Linked DNA regions of Homo sapiens: region 1 is linked to region 2. Evidence: chromatin loops called from intact Hi-C (ENCODE). Cell type or tissue: tibial artery. All regions are shown on one strand. Links, peaks and the distances in the headings refer to the core of each region. The heading gives the core; the rest is flanking DNA.

Evidence for each region. A loop is a pair of places that touch in the nucleus more often than their neighbours do. Peaks named below come from ENCODE experiments on the same cell type or tissue, not always from the same donor. Only the 100,000 strongest peaks of a DNase experiment are listed, where the experiment ranks them.
Region 1: a loop joins it to region 2, with 11 times the contacts of the local background. A loop is called at or near these places in 1 of 110 quality-filtered maps.

The regions. Positions count from the first base shown.
Region 1 is chr4:79,897,662-79,902,068 of GRCh38, forward strand. It overlaps ANTXR2 (ANTXR cell adhesion molecule 2), which reads right to left. Exons shown (of 17, transcript NM_058172.6): 17 at 3,485-4,407. Among named protein-coding and RNA genes, the nearest start is that of PCAT4, 72 kb to the left of the region's middle. RefSeq lists a silencer at 1,020-1,220. In tibial artery, for the core only: no CTCF peak of the experiment used is centred there; a DNase peak (open chromatin) is centred at 2,466.
Region 2 is chr4:79,846,688-79,851,094 of GRCh38, forward strand. All of the region lies in intron 1 of PCAT4 (prostate cancer associated transcript 4), which reads left to right. Among named protein-coding and RNA genes, the nearest start is that of PCAT4, 21 kb to the left of the region's middle. In tibial artery, for the core only: no CTCF peak of the experiment used is centred there; no DNase peak of the experiment used is centred there.

The DNA.
Region 1 (4,407 bases), core at 320-4,319, 51 kb after region 2:
AGAGACGTCATTCATGCCATTCTCCAGGGGCTATCAGAAAAGTAGAGAGCTGTGGAGGGCTGTAAAGTTGAAGTGCCTGGTTTCATCCAAAGCAACATTTTTCTTTACCTGCTTTGTGTGGATCAGTTGGTAAAATGAGGAGCACATGTTGCTGTTAAAATAGAATAAATACCTGGGATAGCTTATTATCACAAGGTAAAACAGCAAAATATAAATCTATCTGTTCAGTTTTCCATTGTGAAATAATCACGTCACCATATAATCCTTGGAAATTAAAACTAAGACTCTTAATTATCCTTTCACTGTCTTGGGTTTTCTTTCCTTTCTTGTCCAACATTAACTGCTTCTGCAATTGTGATAAAGCAATGATCGCTATCAAAAGGTCCTTCAGCTAGCCCTGAAAATAATTTCCTAGGAACCCCTGCTTTTTGCTAGGAATCATGTAAACCTTCTTAACCTCATCATTTTTATGGTATTTTGTTTTGTTTTGTTTACCCTTAGGGGATATTAAATTTTTATGTGGCTAAACTTCTCTGTACATAGGCCAAAGTAATGTTTTGCAACAAATAGAATGATTTAAAAGCATTTTGATTTCACGGGAAGGCTGTTAATGTACACTGAAAATTGTGTGGCAGCAAAATGAGATACTCTCAGCCGCACAGTTTATCTAGGGGCACCTGTATAAAACAGGCCTCATTTAGCATTAAATCTCATTTTATGTGATCAGGGTTTATCTTTAAATGGGCCACTCAGGATTCATGCTATAAGACTTTTTTACTGAGTTTCAAGAGAAGGTCCTTCCACCCTTCACCCATACCCTTATAATGCAATTTATCATAAAATTTGCCTAGATTTTGGCCAAATTAGCACTGTATATGTCATGTGCATCTGGTATATATTTATTAAATAAAAACAACAAAAAATATATAAAAATACTTTGGAAAATTGTAAAATAATATGTTATTAATGTTATCAAGTGATTTGCCTGATTTCCTCTAAACATGTTAGGAACTCACTATTTAGAGATGTCAAATTACTTCACATGAATAATCAGGGATAGGCTTAGGATCACAAAGTGCATGAAAGTTCATATTGTAGGTCATTCATAGCATTTTCAAATGTAACAGTACTTAGAAAGGAGTGTCTGTGTGTGCATGTGTAGCTATATAAAGTACAAAAATATGAGAGATGTGGAAACTATTCCTATTGCGTGTATACAATAATTTCTTTCTGAGAACTCAAGGTGCATGGCACATAATGTTATGTTTTAGGGAAAATCTACCGGGAGAATCTGATCCCTTTTACTTCTTTCATTTTAAAGTTTCTCAATTTTATTGATGTCTTCTTTGAGATTACTACTTGAAAAATATTTAAAATGGGTGTTAGTTCTATTGCATTTATTTATTTTTATTTTTGTTTTGTGAAACAGGGTCTCGCTCTCTCACCCAGGCTGGAGTGCAGTGGCACTATCTCGGCTCACTGCAACCTCCACCTCCTGGGTTCAAGCAATTCTCCTGCCTCAGTCTCCCGAATAGCTGGAATTACAGGTGCCCACCACCACGCCTGGGTAATTTTTGTATTTTTAGTAGAGATGGGGTTTCACCATGTTGGGCAGGCTGGTCTCGAACTCCTGACCTCAGGCAATCCACCAGCTTTAGCATCCCAAAGTGCTGGGATTACAGGCATGAGGCACCACACTCGGCCTAGTTTTATCGACTTTAAAATCACTCTCCTTTTTTTTTTTTTATTCTAGAAAAAACAATTAGCAGGTGGGGAAAGCTTTCTAAGATTCATATGTCTATTACTGATGTTAACATTAGAATGTCAACTTATTTTTGTTCTTTGTCGCTGGTGATGTTTCAATACCTTCTAAGTGGATTTTCAGTATGACAGAAGAAAATATTATAGGCACTGACTCTAGGTTTAACTTCCGGGCATGTGCAGATAGGCCAAGTAAATGCTCCAGAGGCAACAATAACCTGACATGTGTTTCTCAGTTTTGGACGAAGTTTTTCATCTGGCGAAAAAACTTTATTCCCTGGCATTTTTCCTTTTCTGAGAAAAATCTCAAGTAAAATATAAAGCAGTAGAAAGGGGACAAATGGAGTTACAAAAACAAAACAAAACAAAACAAAAAAACAGTGTAACAAGAAATTTGGGCAGGTAAGGTTCTAAAGTAGAAAGCAGAATTCATCTTGTATATCTTCTTATGGTGTCAGATACAAGCAAATATTCAATGAAATGAAAATGATTATAAGCTTTGTTGTGGGCTGAACAATGGACCCTCAAGATGTCCACATCCTAATCCCCAGAACCTGTGATTGTTACCTTCTACGGCAAAAAGGACTCCGCAGGCATGATTATGTTAAGGGTTTTGACGCAGAAAGATTATCTAGGATAATCTAAGTGGGTTCAATGTGGTCAGAGTGGTCCTTATAAGAGGGAGGCAGCAGAGCAGTCACAACAGGGGATGCAATGACTGAAGCAGAGCTTGGAGTGCTAGGCTTTGAGGATGAAGGAAGGGGCCACAGGCTAAGGAATACTGGCAGCCGCTAGAAGCTACTTCAGGCAAAGAAATAAGTTCTTCTCTCTGAGCCTCTAGAAAGAGCTAGTCCTCTTGAAACCTTAACTTTACCTAATTGAAATAGATTTGGGACTTCTGATCTCCAGAACTGTAAGAGAATACATTTGTGTTGTGTTAAGCAACTGTGGTAATTTGTTACAGCAGCAAGAGGAAACTAATACAAGCCCTCTCTTCTCGAGTTAATTGATGTTCAAAGTGTTCTTGAAAAGTTAGAAATGATAAACATATGCAGTAATGACCCTGGGTTGAGATTTATCAGACTGATTTTTGAAATTAAGGAAAATATTTTTAAGGCAAAGTGATACCTTCTGTTTTATTAATGATTTTAAAGGAATAATTTGAGGAGTATGATATTTTTACTCTGCCAGCTCAATAAATGTTATAGTTTTAAAATAAATTATAGATTGGCTTTTCTCTATCATTTTGAGTTAGAATTTTAAAAATCATTGATTTAACTGTATAAATTCACCACCTCAGAGCTTTTTGAGTGTTGACAGTAATACAGAGATGCTGAGCTACCAATAATGTCATTGTAATTTTCTTCTCTTTTTTTAGTATTGTGTTATTGTAATCATATCACTACCTCTAAAAATGAGAAAAAGTACACTGAATATTCCAGGTCACAATTTAGTCTTTGATATCCTTTAAAATAATTATTTAAAATCCTTTCAAGCTTTCTGAGACACCTAGCTTATTATGAAGAATTCCAAGATGTTAAAACTACTAAAATTTTTCCCCATTTTGTAAAACATTAAGAATTTGTTGAAGATTTTTTACACTTGAACATATTGTTTAAAATATAATCTTTCTTTCCATGTGACAGCCTCACACAAACAAAGTATTTACAGAAGATGCAGGTCTGTCATTGCTGTTTAATTAACAGAGACTTTCAGAACTAGAGGATATTAAAAAAAGAACTAAAAAGAACACTTTATTGTGATAATAATAATGGCTTCATTTCACATCAGAATTTCAACTAGTAAAAATTCTATTTACAGGTGTCATCTGCTAGAACTAGTCAATCTTGTTTTATATTGTGAGTTTTTCTTTCCCCAATTACTTATACAAATCAGATGGTGGAGTACATGATAAGAAGTTTAGATTTGCTTCTAATTTGGCACATGATGTAACAATTTCCTTTCTCTATCATTTATTACTTTGGAAGCTTTTGGTTTCTTTGTTTGGCATCTAAATTGTTTAAAATCACCTTGCCTTTTAGTTCATGGAGACAATGCATATCTTTTTCATAGTCTACACCCTAGAACAACCATACCCAATATTTTTGGCACCACGGACCAGTTTCGTGGAAGCCAATTTTTCCACAGACCGGGGGGTGGGGGGTGGGGATGGTTTCAGGATAATTCAAGTGGATTACATTTATTATGTACTTTATTTCTATTATTATTACATTGTTATATATAATGAAATAATTACACAACTCACTATAATGTAGAATCAGTGGGAGCCTGAGCTTGTTTTCCTGCAACTAGATGGTCCCATCTGGGGGTGGTGGGAGACAACAACAGATCATCAGGTATTAGATTCTCATAAGAAATGCGCAACTTAGATCCCTCACACACAGTTCCAAAAGGGTTTGTGCTCCTTGAGAATCTAATGCTGCTGCTGATCTCACAGGAGACACAGCTCAGGTGGTAATGCGAGCGACGGGGAATTGCTGTAAATACCCATGAAGTTTCACTTGCTTTCCACTCATCTCCTGCTGTGTGGCCTGGTTTCTAACAGGCCATGGACCAGTACCAGTCCATGACCTGGGGGATGGGATCCCTGCTCTAGAAGACTAGTTCTTGCCTTCTTGCCAATTA
Region 2 (4,407 bases), core at 336-4,335:
AATAGAAATTCTAAGAGTCTTCCTTACAAGTAGATCTCTTGGCCTCAACCTGTAGCCTTTCCAACAGAATCTCTGGCAATGTGGCCCAGGAATTTACAGTTTTTATTATGCATTCCAAGATCACTCTATGCACTCTCACATTTGACAACCATGGATCAAGCAAATCAAATCCTAATAAATTTAACCTGAACATCCAACCTATTCCCTAAGTACCAAATATTATATAGAAGGATATAGGAAAGAACCACTGAAGAAATTTGATATTTCTGTTTTGACAATAGACCTACAAAGCATGATAAATTAGACCTATAAACTATGATAAGGAAAGAAACTGATTTCTCCTTTGGGGGGATTAGGTTAAATAGGTAATGGCACATTAAAGAACTAGAATTGGCCAGGTGCAGTGACTCATGTCTATAATCCCAGCATTTTGGGAGGCTGAGGCAGGTGTATCACCTGAGGTCAGAAGTTCAAGACCAGCTTGGCCAATATGGTGAAACCCCTTCTCTACTAAAAATACAGAAATTATCTGGGTGTGGTGGCACGTGCCTGTAATCCCAGCTACTCGGGAGCTGAGGCAGGAGAATCGCTCGAATTCAGGAGGCAGAGGCTAAAGTGAGCTGAGATCGTGTGCCACTGTACTCCAGCCTGGCCAACAAGAGTGAGACTCTGTCTCAAAAAGAAAAAAATATATAAAGAAAGAAAGAACTAAAATTCATCAAAGGTCACTTAAAGCAAAGCACTCTATTTATTCACATTTTATAGATACTAATTATGTTTTCACTCATGCTTTTCAGTATTTCAAAATAAAATGGCTCCTCATTTTCATGCCAAAACATCTTTACAAAAATTGTTACAGATTATTTCCAATACCTTTTGCTCAGCAATTTGGCATCAACACTACTCAGGCAACAACATTCATATGGTAATAGTTAAATTTGTTTTTCACTAGGGCCCTCTCAGCCAAATTTTTCATTTCCAGCCTGCGCATGCTGAACTCTAGAAGATGTTGTAATTATTTTATTGAACATGGGTATTTCTAAATCAATTAATATCATGTATGTTGCCAATTATTTTCCTGCTTAAAGAGTGGGCGTTACTCTGTAAATTTGTTTCTTTTAATCTTATTTCTCAGGTAACAGTTAGACTGGATTTGAATTTCACCTCTTTCTCTTCTTAGCTGCATGGCATTGCAAGAATGTTAACCTCTTTGAAGCTTACTTTCCTCATCTCTAAAATGAAAATAACACTTATTTTGCAGTGTTGTCAGGAGTAAAGATGTTGACTGAGATAATGCATGGAGATGGAGCAGAGTACTTGGCACATAGTAACCGATTCTAGTTTTTTTGGTGCCTAACAAATTACCCCCAACCTATAGAAGCAAACACTTCACTTTGTCCCTCATTTGTTAGGCTAGGGCTTGGCTAGACCATTTACTCTATGGGGCTCTGAAATGGTTGTACTCAGATGTTGGCTGAAACTACAGTTATCTGAAAGCCCAACTGGACTTGATGTCAAAGATGGCTCACTCAAAAACTAGCACTTGAAGTGGTATAAAAGTCTGGGCCTCTTGTCCCAATTCAGGCATTGACTCCTGCACCTGAAGGAACAATAATCAAAGATCAGAGGCATAGAAGTCTGGAAAAGAAGGAAGTGGATAAAATAATGGAAGTGGGCACAGAGTATGTGAATATGCAAATATCATGACTCACATTAATACCCACTGAAGAGCATCCATCACAGAATAGGCACCCAACAACCAACTGGACAAGATGATCCCTCCTTTGGGTGTCAACCATCTTATTTACTCAGCCACATTTTTGCGGACATAATGAGTCATGAATGAAATGGCTATTGACTCAAGGATAGAGGATAACCCTGACATAATGAGATACAGAACTAAATGGGGATAGAGGACTAAATAGCATGGGCTTTCACTTACCACAAATGATCTAGTTACTGCCTCTATGGAATGCCTTAACACTAGCAGCAATGTGACACCATCCCTGAGACTATCCAACTGTCTAATTTCAATTGAAATCTGGCTTTTCATTTCATACCTAGAGAAAATTTTTCCAACACTACTATTATTTACCTGAACCATTGATATGGTATTACATACAACATTGCCTCACACTAGTAGACACTAACAGCAAAGAAGATGTAAGAATGTGTACATACTCACAGAATCCATTGGATCTATTAGACACCTCATCACCCAGAAGCAGTTAGTCTGATGAAACAATAGGATATGATGTTAAGTGGCTTTGCAAAGGCAACAGCTCAAGGATAACATCTTGTGAGGTTGGGATGCAGTCCCTTAGAATGTGGCTTATACTCTGAACCAATAGCCCATTCCCAGTCCTGTATCCCCAGTAGAAAATGTACACAGGTTTGGAAACCAAAGGTAGAAGTAGCGTTGGTGATTTTCACCATCACTCTCAGTGGCTCACTTTCAGAATATGTGCTTCCTGTCACTGCCATTTTAGGTTGTATTAGAAGTCCTATTTCCTAGGATGGACTGCTTCCATCAGTGTATCACTTTAAGGGTTCTACTATGCTTGAAGCTATGACTATCACTGGTCGTGCTGAACTCATCATGCTGGAGGATCAGCAGACAAAGAGTTAACTACACTGGGGATAATAATTGACCTTGATTTCCATGAGGAATTAGAATTGCTGTTACACATTGAGATCAAGCAAGAATGTATCTGGAAAGGAGGAGACTCACTGGGATGTCTTTTGGAGCTTCTACACTCAGTGATAACAGAATCAGCAACTTCAGTGACCACAGTCCAGCAAGGGCAAGGAAACTAGGGCTTCAAACCCTTAGTTCTGGGATCTCTCTACAAGGCATACAACTAGACCAGCTACTGGACAAATATAAGGAAAATTCAAAATAGATGGTGGAAAAGAGAAAATATTGATCGTGGCTTTAGGACTAGCTATGACTAGTGATGACTGTAGTTCATTCAACTCTACTATTAGTTCAACTCTGTTATTAAATCCTTGCAAGTTTGGCCACTACCTTGAAAAAGATTCTGTGATGGACTGGAGGGAATAAGAATAACTGAGAGGTGAAAGAGATGAACTGTAGGTAAAAGGAATGATACCTCTTGGGCTCTACTTCGAATCTTCTTTATAGCCTACTCCAAGACTGCGGTGTTGATCAGTTCTTTGAAGGTTTCAATTAGTTTCCCAAAAGTGCAACCTGACAGCACTTGATACAGGCCTGGGCTAAATATCTCTCAATTCCAGCTGGGTTTTGTTTGGTTGGTTTGATGTGCCCACATGGAAATTCTGCAAGAACTTAATGCATCATTCAGAAGTGCAAGGGAGTAAATATCAGCGAGGTGTTCCTTGACCAATGGGACACAGAAGCTAAAGGAAGGATATCTTCTCTACTCCTTTTGGACCAATTCTGAAGCGCATACCATAAAACTCTTCACAGTGACCCATAGAACTGGGCACTGCTGCTGTGGCAGACTCAATAATGCATTATTGCATTTGCTTTTCCTCTTTCCTATTCAATCTTTCACCACTTCTTGCTTTCAAAGATTGCTTCATAAATAAACTACCTCTACAGAAGCTTTATCTTAGAATCTGGTTTCAGAGGATGTCTAAAACAAATGATTGTTAGGCCTGGATTATTTCACTTGATATAAGACAAAGGGTAAATACTTGAGGGGATGAATGCCCCATTCTTCATGATGTGTTTGTTGTACATTGTATGCCTGTATCAAAACATCTGTGTACTCCATAAATATATACACCTACTATGTACCCACAAAAATAAAATAAAATAATTTAAAATAGAAAAAATATGTAAACAAGTGACTATTAGGGAATCTAAGGTCATGGTAAGCCAAAGTAAAAGAATTTCTGGAACATGAAAATATTAATCATGTTGATGCAGTATACTTCTACACAGGGATGTGGGAAACTTTCCTTGTTTATTACATCAGGAGTTGGCCCAATTAAGTTATGTTTGAAACCTTTAGAAAAGTACCTAATGAGGGCATTTAATTCTCATTATTTCTAATTCTAAGCCTGGAAATTATCATAATATCTAGATCTAAAGAGTTCAAAACATGATGTATCCAAGTCTGGAAAGATTTCAATCTGACCCTCCCATTTATGTCATCGGGATGCGTGCAAGAAGAGCCAAAGACAATGCTTGGCTGCCCTTTACACAAAGGGAAGTCTCCCTGCTATGGAAGATAGACACTGACACATGTCATTTCTGATTTTAAAACACTTTCCACTCATCTCTGAGCATTTCTCAAAAAGCTTGAGAATCTGGTGCCGTAAAACATAGCAAACAAGATGAATTCAGAATTCACAAACATTGTTTTCAACTTCCTCTGCTTGGCATATTTTTTTGAGCATTTCACAGTGGGATACACG